2 separate regions of the Homo sapiens genome follow, and region 1 is linked to region 2. A link is a contact called in ENCODE Hi-C or POLR2A ChIA-PET data. All regions are on one chromosome and are shown on one strand. The core of a region is the stretch at or near the end of the contact, and the rest is flanking DNA. Distances in the headings are between cores, read along the strand shown.

Region 1 (5,003 bases), core at 2,195-4,694, 34 kb after region 2:
CATGCAAAACTTTGGTTGAATAAATTTGTTATGCCTTTCTCTTGTTAATCTTTTTGTTATAGGGGTGTCAGCCATGAACTTTGCCATGGGTGAGGAAAAGATACCTTTTCTCCCCTACACTCTCTTCCTCAAAAATATATAATGGAAAGAAATGACATCTGACGTTCTTCACATTTTCAAAGACTTATTCTTAAGTATTTGAGTTCAACAGTACCTTTGTTCTACTTGCTGTCATAGAGGCTAAGGTTTTATGGGGCAGAACTTGAGGGATTGTTTGGTCAGTATTTGAGTTATACCTGTGCCTTTGGTCTATAATATAAAGTAGGCCGGGCGTGGTAGTTCACACCTGTAATCCCAGCACTTTGGGAGGCCAAGGCAGGCAGATCACCTGAGGTCAGGAGTTTGAGACCAGCCTGGCCAACATGGTGAAACCCCGTCTCTACTAAAAATACAAAAATTAGCTGGGTGTGGTGGTGGGTGCCTGTAATCACAGCTACTCAGGAGGCTGAGGCAAGAAAATTGCTTGAACCCAGGAGGTGGAGGTTGCAGTGAGCTGAGATTGTGCCACTGCATTCCAGCCTGGGCAATAAAGTGAGACTCCTTCTCAAAACAAACAAACAAAAAACAAAACAAAAACCACACACATACACATATAGTAAAAAAGAACATTATTTCTTATGTTTTATCCTATGATACTTATCCATAAGTACTTCCTTACCATACAGTATGTTGGGCTTGTCATTTAATCTGCTGAGTCTGAATTACTGTGTCAGAAAGGCTGGTTTGCATCATTTCTATTTGGTTCAAGTGCATGACAGCTCAGTGTTCACCCTTTTAGGGGAAAAATGACAGTAGTTGAAGTTGCTACTGGAAGGGAAGTGTGATGATGCAGAAGAGGAGAGCCTGCTGGCTGCCTACACAGGTGGGCTTCAAGGTGCCATTTCCATTGAGGAATTTACCACTGCCTTCTCTTTGGTCCTCAGAAACTCAATATTCTCCATGTCTTAAATGGATGAGACTGGGCAAAGTGACTCCCTTTAAGAAAGCAAAGCTCGGCCGGGCGCGGTGGCTCACGCCTGTAATCCCAGCACTTTGGGAGGCCGAGGCGGGTGGATCATGAGGTCAGGAGATCGAGACCATCCTGGCTAACAAGGTGAAACCCCGTCTCTACTAAAAATACAAAAAATTAGCCGGGCGCGGTGGTGGGTGCCTGTAGTCCCAGCTACTCAGGAGGCTGAGGCAGGAGAATGGCGTGAACCCGGGAAGCGGAGCTTGCAGTGAGCCGAGATTGCACCACTGCAGTCCGCAGTCCGGCCTGGGCGACAGAGCGAGACTCCGTCTCAAAAAAAAAAAAAAAAAAAAAAGAAAGCAAAGCTCATGAGAGCTTTTGTTTAAAGCTGGAGTACCGATTTGTTAATTTATTCTCAGAATTGTCTGTCAGCAAGCCAGACAGTTGTGTGAACTGGACCAGCACACTCTCTCCCTACTATTTGCAGACTAAGAAAGGAGCCAAATTACGAGGTGTCTCTCAGTGTGAACAGAACCAGAACAAGAAGTAGTTGTATCATGCCAATGTGTGACAGCACCTAGCTCCAACAGCCCAATGTGTCCATTTCCAGAATTGGATATAGGGGTATGTGTTTATAAGTGTGCAGATACCAGATAGTCTTCTCTGGAGTGTACTGTCATTATTGGCCCCTAGGGTCTATTCCTATAAATGCTATTTGTGACCATCCCCCTTTCAGTGGGCATAGCCTGTATGTCCATTGGTGACTGTTAAGTTCCAGTTATGGGTTTAAGGCCAGAGACGATTGAAACTTCCAGGTGACTTTGTATAGCTCCACTCTGATCTGTGTTAGTTTCAGAATTTAACTTGCTGGGAAGACTTACTTTTTTCCTTTCCAGTCTGGGGGAGGGGAGGATGGTTCCTTATTTTTGCACTCAGGTATAATCAGTTAAAGTTGCTCCAGGTCGCAGTTTGAATAGCTTTTTTAAGAATATAAAATTTAAGCTATTTACCTCGAGTTGCTATTTATGGAGGAAAACAGGAACTGGAAGAAATACTATAGCAGATATTTGATAGCCTCTTTCACTTAAGACCACTGATGTGGAAGGTATGTCTATCCTGAAAATAGCTGAGTGCCCCAAAATAGGAAAACAGGGTGTCTGGGATGAGATACCAGAGTCAGTGTCACCTAGTCCTTGCCCCGTGTGATGCCTATTCTGAGTGGCCTGGTAGGTGTACTGCCAACTGGTGATGACCTGGGTGATTAATCGGGAGCAGCTCATGGATGTGGTGGGGCCTGAGCTTGGTCAATGATCCAGGTAAACACACGGCTCTGGAAGAGTTCACCAAGGCTTGGTGCAAGGGACCTTGCATGAGCTTCGGTGGCATGGCTCTGTCAGTATTTTTCTCTTATTTTTTAGGTAGTTTTTGCTAAATTATAAACCCCAAAGTTGGTTGGTTGAAGAATATGTCTGTGTTTACCTATCTATTTATTATTAACTTTTACTACCATTTTTTTATACTACAGTGTTTTTCATTGTTTCTCTGAAGTGTGCTTGTTAAGAGAAGTTTGTGTTTTCCATCGGTTCCATATGGAAACTATTGCTGCCTTCCAACTTTAGTGTTTGCCCTTTAGGTGAAACCTAAATTTTTTCACCAGGGTTTATTCAAGCAGCATTTTCAAAAACAGAATTAGGCTCTAAGCCATGCCCCTTCAGTATGTAAAACTTGTGTGTAAGATGATTTTACTCCGATAACCTTCAGTATGGCTTTTTCCAAATTCTGCCTAAGATACTATCTTTCTAGTATCACTCAGTTTTGTTTGATTGTTGTTGCCCAAAGCTTTCATTGATCTGTGAGGAGAGACCGGCCTGGTGGAGGGGAGGAAGGTGGTCCTGCTGGGCTGCTGCAGATTTGGATTCTGGCCCTGCTGTTAATTAGCTTCGTGACCCCTGGCAAGCCAGCCTCCCTGGGTCTCTGTTTCTTCATCAGTAAAACAAAAGGCTTGGGAAAACAAATACAGGCTTGGACCAAATGATAAGAAAGGTCACCCTGCCTTTTTATGTTGTGTGATTCTATGAATGGCAACACATTGGGATTCCTTACCCTTCTCAACGGGTGCCACAAAACTTCTGCTTACTCTGGGGGCTGAGAGGTGGTGTGTGGTGTGTTACACTGAGGCCATTTGAGGCATTTGTGCTAACTAGGCAGATGTGGGAGCCCTCCTACATAGGAGTTTCTCCCTCCTTGCCTCCCTTCCTCTGCTCCCTTCCCCGTCCTCATTCCTCCCCTCCCCACCCCTTTTCTTGCCTGTTCAATAGAGACCTGCTTGCCTTCTACTTCCCTTAGTGCATTAATAAAGGTGTGATGGTAACACAACCCACTAAGATTGGTTACCATCTGGGGTTGTTCAGCCATCTCATCTGAGTTAGCAGTGGGGAGAGAGAGCTTAAAGGAGACTGGCTTCATGATGAAATAATGGTCCTTTTGTCTGTCTCTTGCTGTAGAGATGGTTTCATGTTTCATCTTAGACCTGGGCCATTGTGTTTTTACAAGCTCAGTACAACCCTGCTTAAAGATACAGCCTTTTCTTTAAAGGATCTGGCCGTAGTGCCACAGGCCTGTTCTACTTACTTCCCTTCCCCACCCCAAAGTTATAACTTCCTATATATTGTAAAAACCCACTGTGGTGTGTGCTGTTTAATTGGGTTCTCTGATCAGGGTTAAAATGTGTTCCCACTGTATTTATTTTGCAAATGTTTATAAGATATGCCTCATTTCATAACCTTCCAAAATGTTTTCCTTGTGATTATATAATTAGTAACACCTGTAAAACATTGCCTTTAACCATGTAGCTTCTTTCATTATCTTTTTGATTTCATGTTCTAGTGCCGCCTTTTGATGAACTGGGATTGGGAAACTGTGCCAAATATCTTGCAGTACTGTACCCAGGTTTAGCCTCATAACCTTAATTAGATGTGGAATGCTGAGAATGCACTATTGTTTTTTTTTTTTTTTAGCTTTTCTAACAACAGTGAACTTCTGAGCACTTCATTAAAAGTTATAGAACATTCCTTGTGTCTTCAGCATTTAGTTTCCCACCATAGTTTATTCAAAGAAAATTAATGTAAGGCTTAGGGTACCTTAATATTAAGCGGTCTGTTTGTTTGAACACAAGTTACCTCTTTTGTCAAGACACAAGTTATATTCCAACTTTCAATGTTTAATTCCTCTTCTCTCTGTTTCTTTTCTCCTTAGAAACAAGTGTTGAAAATGTTAAAGGCTGTGCTGAAGAAGAGCCGAGAGGGAGGAAAGGGAGGCAAGAAGGAAGCAGGTATGTGTGCAAGAATGAGAAGCTCAGCCATGGACAGCGGGCAGCAAGCTGCTCCTCACCCCAGGCCGGATGGATTTGTTGCTTTGGGAGTGGGTCAGAGAGGGTTACCTGGGTTAGAACAAACAGTGTGCTGGAGGCTATGAGAAATGAAATAGGCCAGACATGGTGACCCACACCTGTAATCCCAGCATTTTGAGAGGCCAAGGCAGGAGGATTGCTTGAGGCTAGGAGTTCCAGGACCAGCCTGGGCAACATAAAGAGACACTTTCCTCTACAAAAAAATTTTAAAAAATTATCCGGGTATGGTGGCACATACTTGTAAATCCTAGCTACTTGGGAGGCTCTGGCAGGAGGATCTCTTGAGCCCAGGAGTTCAAGGCTGCAGTGAGCTATGATAAAGCCACTGTACTCCAGCCTGGGCAACAGAGCCAGACCCTGTCTCTTAAAAAAGAAAAAGGACAGGAAACATAATTTTGAACTTTATTATAAGAAGTGACTTTGAGAATTGAGTTTGGGTTATAACCAAATCCTTTCCCAGAAACTTTAAAGGTTCATAATTTTAATAGGTCATTCAGATCTGGAGGGAGTCAAAGTTAAAGACATTGAGGGATAGCAGGTGTGTTCAGGAATTTAGTTTCTAGAAATCCCATTCCCTTTCCCACA
Region 2 (5,311 bases), core at 1,659-4,158:
CACCACCACACTTGGCTAATTTTTGTGTTTTTAGTAGAGACGGGGTTTCACCATGTTGGCCAAGCTGGTCTCGAACTTCTGACCTCAAGTGATTTGCCCGCCTTGGCCTCCCAAAGTGCTGGGATTACAGGTGTGAGCCATCATGTCGGGCCTATTCTTTACTGTTTATACTTCTCTTGTGTGTAGACAAAATGAAACAGTAGAAAGGACAAGAACTTTGAAGCTAATGTAATCTGAATCCTTGAGTTTGTATCCTCATATTTTAAAAAATTGTGGTTACAAAACAAAACACATGAGATCTAACTCCTAACAAAATTTTAAGTGTACAGTGTTGTTAACTTATAAACACAATGTTATACAGCTGATTTCTAGAAGTATTTCATCCTCTGTGACTGAAACTTTATATTCTTTCAACAATTCTCCATTTTCCTCTCTCCCCAAGCTCCTGGCATTCACCATTCTGCTCTGCTTCTATGAGTTTGATTATTAATTAATTAATTATGATTATTATTGTTGAGATAGGGTCTCTCACTCTGTTGCCCAGTCTAGATGCAGTGGCTTGAGTGTAGCTCACTGTAAGTTCAAACTCCTGTGCTCAAGTGATCCTCTCAAGCAGCTGAGACTATAGGCATGTGCTGCTATACACAGCTAATTTGTAGATTTTTTTATAGAGATGAGGATCTTGCTATGTTGCCCAGGCTGGTCTTGAACTCATGGCCTCAAGTGGTCCTCCCAAGTCAGACTCCCAAAGTGTTGGGATTACAGGTGTGAGCCACAGTGCCTAGCAGAGTTTGACTACTTTATATACCTCATAAGAGTGGAATCGTGTGCTGTTTATCCTTCTGTGACTGTTTTATTTCTCTTGTGTGATGTCTTCAAGTTTCATTCATGTGGTAGCATGTATCAGGATTTCCTTTTTTTATGGCGGAATGATCCATTATGTGTATATATCACATTTTGTTTATCCATTTATCTGTTAGTGAATATTTAGGATGCTTCTACACTTTGGTTATTGTGAATAATGCTGCAATGAACATGGGAGTGAAAATAGCTCTTTGGGATCCTGACTTCAGTTCTTTTGGATAAATACCCAGAAATGAGATTGTTGGATCGTATGCCTCACTTTTTAAGTAAAGGTTTGTAATATGGAACATGTGCATTGTTCCATGTAATGCATGGCATACAGAGTGGGTTCTTTCCTGTCTAGGCACCCTCTTTTGAAACCAAGTGTCCATATAGTTTGAGTATTTTCACTGTGGTTTATCATAAGTACTTAGTATTTCTTGCTTAACTAATGCCTTATAATTATTTTTTAGAGACAGTCTTGCTCTGTCAACCAGGCTGGAGTGCAGTGGCACAATCATAGTTCACTATAATCTTGGACTCCTGGGCTCAAGCAGTCCTCCCACGTCAGTCTCCTGAGTAGCTAAGACTATAGGTGCTTGCCACCACACCCAGTTAATTTTAAAAATTTTGTGTAGAGGTGAGGTCTGTGTTGCCCAGGCTAGTTTTGAACTCCTAGTCTCAAGTGATCCTCCTGCCTCAGCTTCCCAAGTAGCTAGGTCTACACGTATGTGCCACCATGCCTGTATTTTTAACATAGCGATATGGGGTCTTGCCATCTTGTCCAGGCTGGTCTTGAACTCCTGTTCTCAAGCAGTCCTCCTGCTTTGACCTCCCAAAGTGCTGGGATTATAGGTGTGAGCCACTGTACCCAGCCTCTACTATTTTTGATCATGTCTTCAATAACACTGAGAATTATTTTGGAGAGAAGTCAACATTTCCCCACAAAAACCCTTTTATTCACTGGTCACTCACAGCAGCTGTGTCATTGAGAAGTGTTGACACTGCTTTTGGTTTTTAAGTGACTGTGTGTTATTCCTTCCCGGGGTGAAAAAAAAAATTGCAAGGTTGGAATTTTCTGGATTGTTAACAAGATCAAAAAGCAAAGATATAAAGCCAAGGGGGGAATGTCTTTCTACGGAATGGTGGTAGAAAGCAAAAAATGCTAGAATTTTGTAGAAATTACTAGGTATTACAAAAATAATCTTTGACCAGAAAATGAAGGTTGCTGTTTTTTATGTTATTCTAAAGTGTAGTACACTTTAACCAGCTAGGGTTTTTGTCTGGATCTTTAAAGTATATTGATAAAAATGCACATACACATTTATTTTTCTTTTAGAAGATGACTTGATTTCCTAGGACAGAAGTTATTTCATAGTTGTAATTTCAATAATCATGGATGTTAGCTTTGAAGTGGTTGATAAGAAGCTCTCTGATTCTCCTCTATTCAGAGAAGACACAGTTGTAGCCATTTCTCTGATTTTCCTCAGTTTTCGCCTTAGAACTAGTAAAAGAGGATTCAGTGGCTTCAGCATACTCAAAGCCAACATAGGGGTGTTGAATTCTCCAGGAAAAGAGAGATCCTGTTTTCTCAGTTTGTTGTTGGGGTTTTGTTTTTGACATTTTTTGACAGCTAAGATCAAGATCTCATGACTTGTGTTCTGGCCAGAGGACCCTCAGCTTTTTGTGATGAGTCATTTCCTAATGCATCCGGAGGCACTGGGCTTGGAACCCCCATCTCAGAGTTGGGGGCAGCAGATCCAGCCACTGCAGCTGGGAGGGAGTCCAGGTGTCAGGAGGAAGGGGCTGAGGTCTTCAGGGCTGGTGGCTCAGGGTATATGAGTAGCCTGACACAGGCACCCATGTCCCCAGACCTTCTCTGGCCATATGGAGTCAGAGTGACCTCCAGTCCCCTGGAAGATTGCCAAGAGCAAGGCAGCTCCTCAGCCCCTGAGGAGTTAGCAGCAGATTATCCAGAGAGGGTCTCAGGCTCCTTATCAGAACTGAGCTAGAGGGTGATTTAGGCCTGTGGAATGCAGGAGCAAGAAAGCCAAGTTACTGGATACAAGGTCAGGGCCTGCCTGTTAAGCAGCAAGAGCAACTTAGCCAGAGCTATTTAAATCTCTATCTTAGAAATTCCCGCTGGGTTGAGCCAGCAAGGGGAGTGTGGGGGCAAGGGTTAAGAGGCTTCAGCTGTGGGGAAGGAAGGGCCATGGACACTGAAAACAACAGGCCAGGCCTGGATGTCCTGACAGCCTAGACCTAAATAGAGAGGTTTTTAGTGTCCTGGTAGGTCATTTCAGCCTGCTTGCAAGTGAATGGGTCTTAGGGTGTAAGGTACATATTCAATCATGAGCTTGAAAACTGAGAATTACTTATGTGAATCTGGAAGTGGATGTAGTTTTAAATTCAATTTAGACAAAACAAATTCCTCAATTTTTCCCAAGTGTAAATTATAACCCTATATTACAGAACTGTCAGTTAAATTCATGAAAGTACTCTTTACCAAGCCTGAAGCAAATTGGTGCTTTTGAGTGCTATTACTTATCGAGAAATAAATATATAAATCAGAAAGCTGAGCTTTGGAAAAAAGAAATAAATATGAAGTCACCCAATAATCCATTCTGAGTAGATGAATGATTAAAGATATGTGAGGTGAGGTTGCTTTAGAGCAAGGGAAAACTCACCCTAGCCTCTGTGGTTCACATGGGCATGCATAACAGTACAGAATTTATTCCTTGGCTCTGTATGTCATACAGATTAGATTCCAAAGTCAACTGAAGCTTGCCTTATTGATCACAGAATCCTAACATTTAAACCAATTTTATCATCTTTAAGAAAGTTGAAAACTTAATACCTTTAGAGACTACAGAAACGCTTAGGCTGTTTAAAAACACTCTCATTCAAATACCTTCTTCCCTAAGGTCATATGGCCCTGGGGTATCTGGGGCAGATTGAACTGGCAAAGATTCAGAAGGCTTCATTGGTGACTTAGGAGGAGATAGGGGGCGTGTCATTAATACAAAGGCATAGTCCATCTGCTCAAAGAAGTTTATAATCTGGTGAGGAGCTTTACTCACAGATACCGTAAGAAAAGATGGATGAGAATAATGAATGGGAGAGTACTCAGATGGAATATTCCAGATCAGAATGGCAGTGCTTTTGAGAAAGCCTGTCCTGGTTTCCGTTGGTGTTAGAGACCACACAGAGACAGCACATTGCAGTTGGATACAGTCCCCATTCCTATTTTTGAGGACATTTGGATCTTGTGGACTGAGGTTAGCCATGTGGATATCTCTCCTGGATATAGTGGCAGAGACACACTGTGAGCAAAGTAACCTTTTCTTGGTGCCCAGGGTCACCTTTCAGAGCCAAGAATTGTGCTGCTTTAAAATGCTTTTTTTTTGGCGTCCTTGCATGCATTTGGGGATTGAAAGGCTGTTAAAATATAACAGCCTGTAATCTACTGTTTCGAATTTTACAGATTCTCTCCTGTCAGTCGCAGCTTCTCAGGGCTGTCATTGTGCCCAGATCTAACACTGTCCCTCCATTCTCTTAACTTACAACAGTCTGGGAAACCACATATTCTCTCCTGTTAGAATTGAATCTGAAAGACAGTGGGAGGGCTCTGAGGGAGAGCCTGTGAAGAGGTGTTGGGGGTTGGTGTGGGGGTTAGGAGTTCCCTTCTGCATTGTGCATGAACTGAGCCCCAGATTTTGGCAGCTTTGAAGACTTATTTGCATCTTGGTTCTTGGTGTTTTCTGGATAAGTTGAGGTTGCAGCATATGACTTCTGTCTTTGATAGGCCTCCCCCTTTTTTCCTCCTACTCTTGCCTGAATCAATTTTGTTATGGAAAGAGTGAAAGTTTTCTCAGGGAAAATGAGAAGAAGCTCAACGGAGGAAGACCCAGGGCTGAGCAAGCCTTGGCCGGTCCGTCAGCCACTGTTTGTACAGCCTAAATATACTGAGCCCTGCAAAAGGTTCAGTGGGATGTCATGGAGCCTGCCATCAAGAAGCCTAGTCTGTGGTTGGGAGAGAGAACAAACAGACCTGAAACTCCCGATTAAAAGCAGTGGTTTTGCATCTTGTGTGAGTTCAGAGAAGAGTGATTTAAGTCAGGGGCTTGGTGTCGGGAGGGTGGGATCCAAGTGGGATTCAAGTAAGTGGCCATGGATGAATTTGTGAATCACCAGTTAGGAAGTGGCAGAGGTTAGGGACAGATGTAGCAGCACAACTGAGGAACTCATTTCAAAGGAAGAATCGTAAATGTATGACCGGTTCACAGACTGTTGAGTTGTGTGGCTGATGAAAATGCAGTCTCTTGGGCTCCAGGTGTGATTGCCCATGGGCTGCGGGAGAGGGGAAGTGCCCAGGAGCAGCCCAGGTTGCTCTAGTACAGATGGGATACACTTTGGGAAACATTGGTAAAGGATGGGTAAGGCAAAGCAGATGAATTTCCTTCCCATG

What was found. A loop is a pair of places that touch in the nucleus more often than their neighbours do. ChIA-PET counts read pairs that join two places held with the same protein, here RNA polymerase II (POLR2A).
Region 1: a loop to region 2 is called in a map of endothelial cell of umbilical vein, with 1.9 times the contacts of the local background. The contact joins two enhancer-like sites. A Hi-C loop is called at or near these places in 1 of 168 maps with a recorded cell type or tissue (endothelial cell of umbilical vein). POLR2A ChIA-PET finds 5 or more read pairs at or near these places in 8 of 52 experiments (Caco-2, H1, K562 and 4 more).

The regions. Positions count from the first base shown.
Region 1 is chr2:159,061,632-159,066,634 of GRCh38, forward strand. TANC1 (tetratricopeptide repeat, ankyrin repeat and coiled-coil containing 1) reads left to right here. Exons shown (of 27, transcript NM_033394.3): 3 at 4,265-4,340. The coding sequence starts at 4,280. Among named protein-coding and RNA genes, the nearest start is that of TANC1, 95 kb to the left of the region's middle. RefSeq lists an enhancer at 2,687-3,215. Within about 2 kb of position 3,445, at least 6 of the 41 ENCODE cell types and tissues checked have a DNase peak (open chromatin) inside an H3K27ac peak, as active enhancers do; they include endothelial cell of umbilical vein, where a contact is called at or near this core.
Region 2 is chr2:159,028,269-159,033,579 of GRCh38, forward strand. The region is part of intron 2 of TANC1 (tetratricopeptide repeat, ankyrin repeat and coiled-coil containing 1); the gene reads left to right. Among named protein-coding and RNA genes, the nearest start is that of TANC1, 62 kb to the left of the region's middle. RefSeq lists an enhancer at 1,208-4,232. Within about 2 kb of position 2,909, at least 18 of the 41 ENCODE cell types and tissues checked have a DNase peak (open chromatin) inside an H3K27ac peak, as active enhancers do; they include endothelial cell of umbilical vein, where a contact is called at or near this core.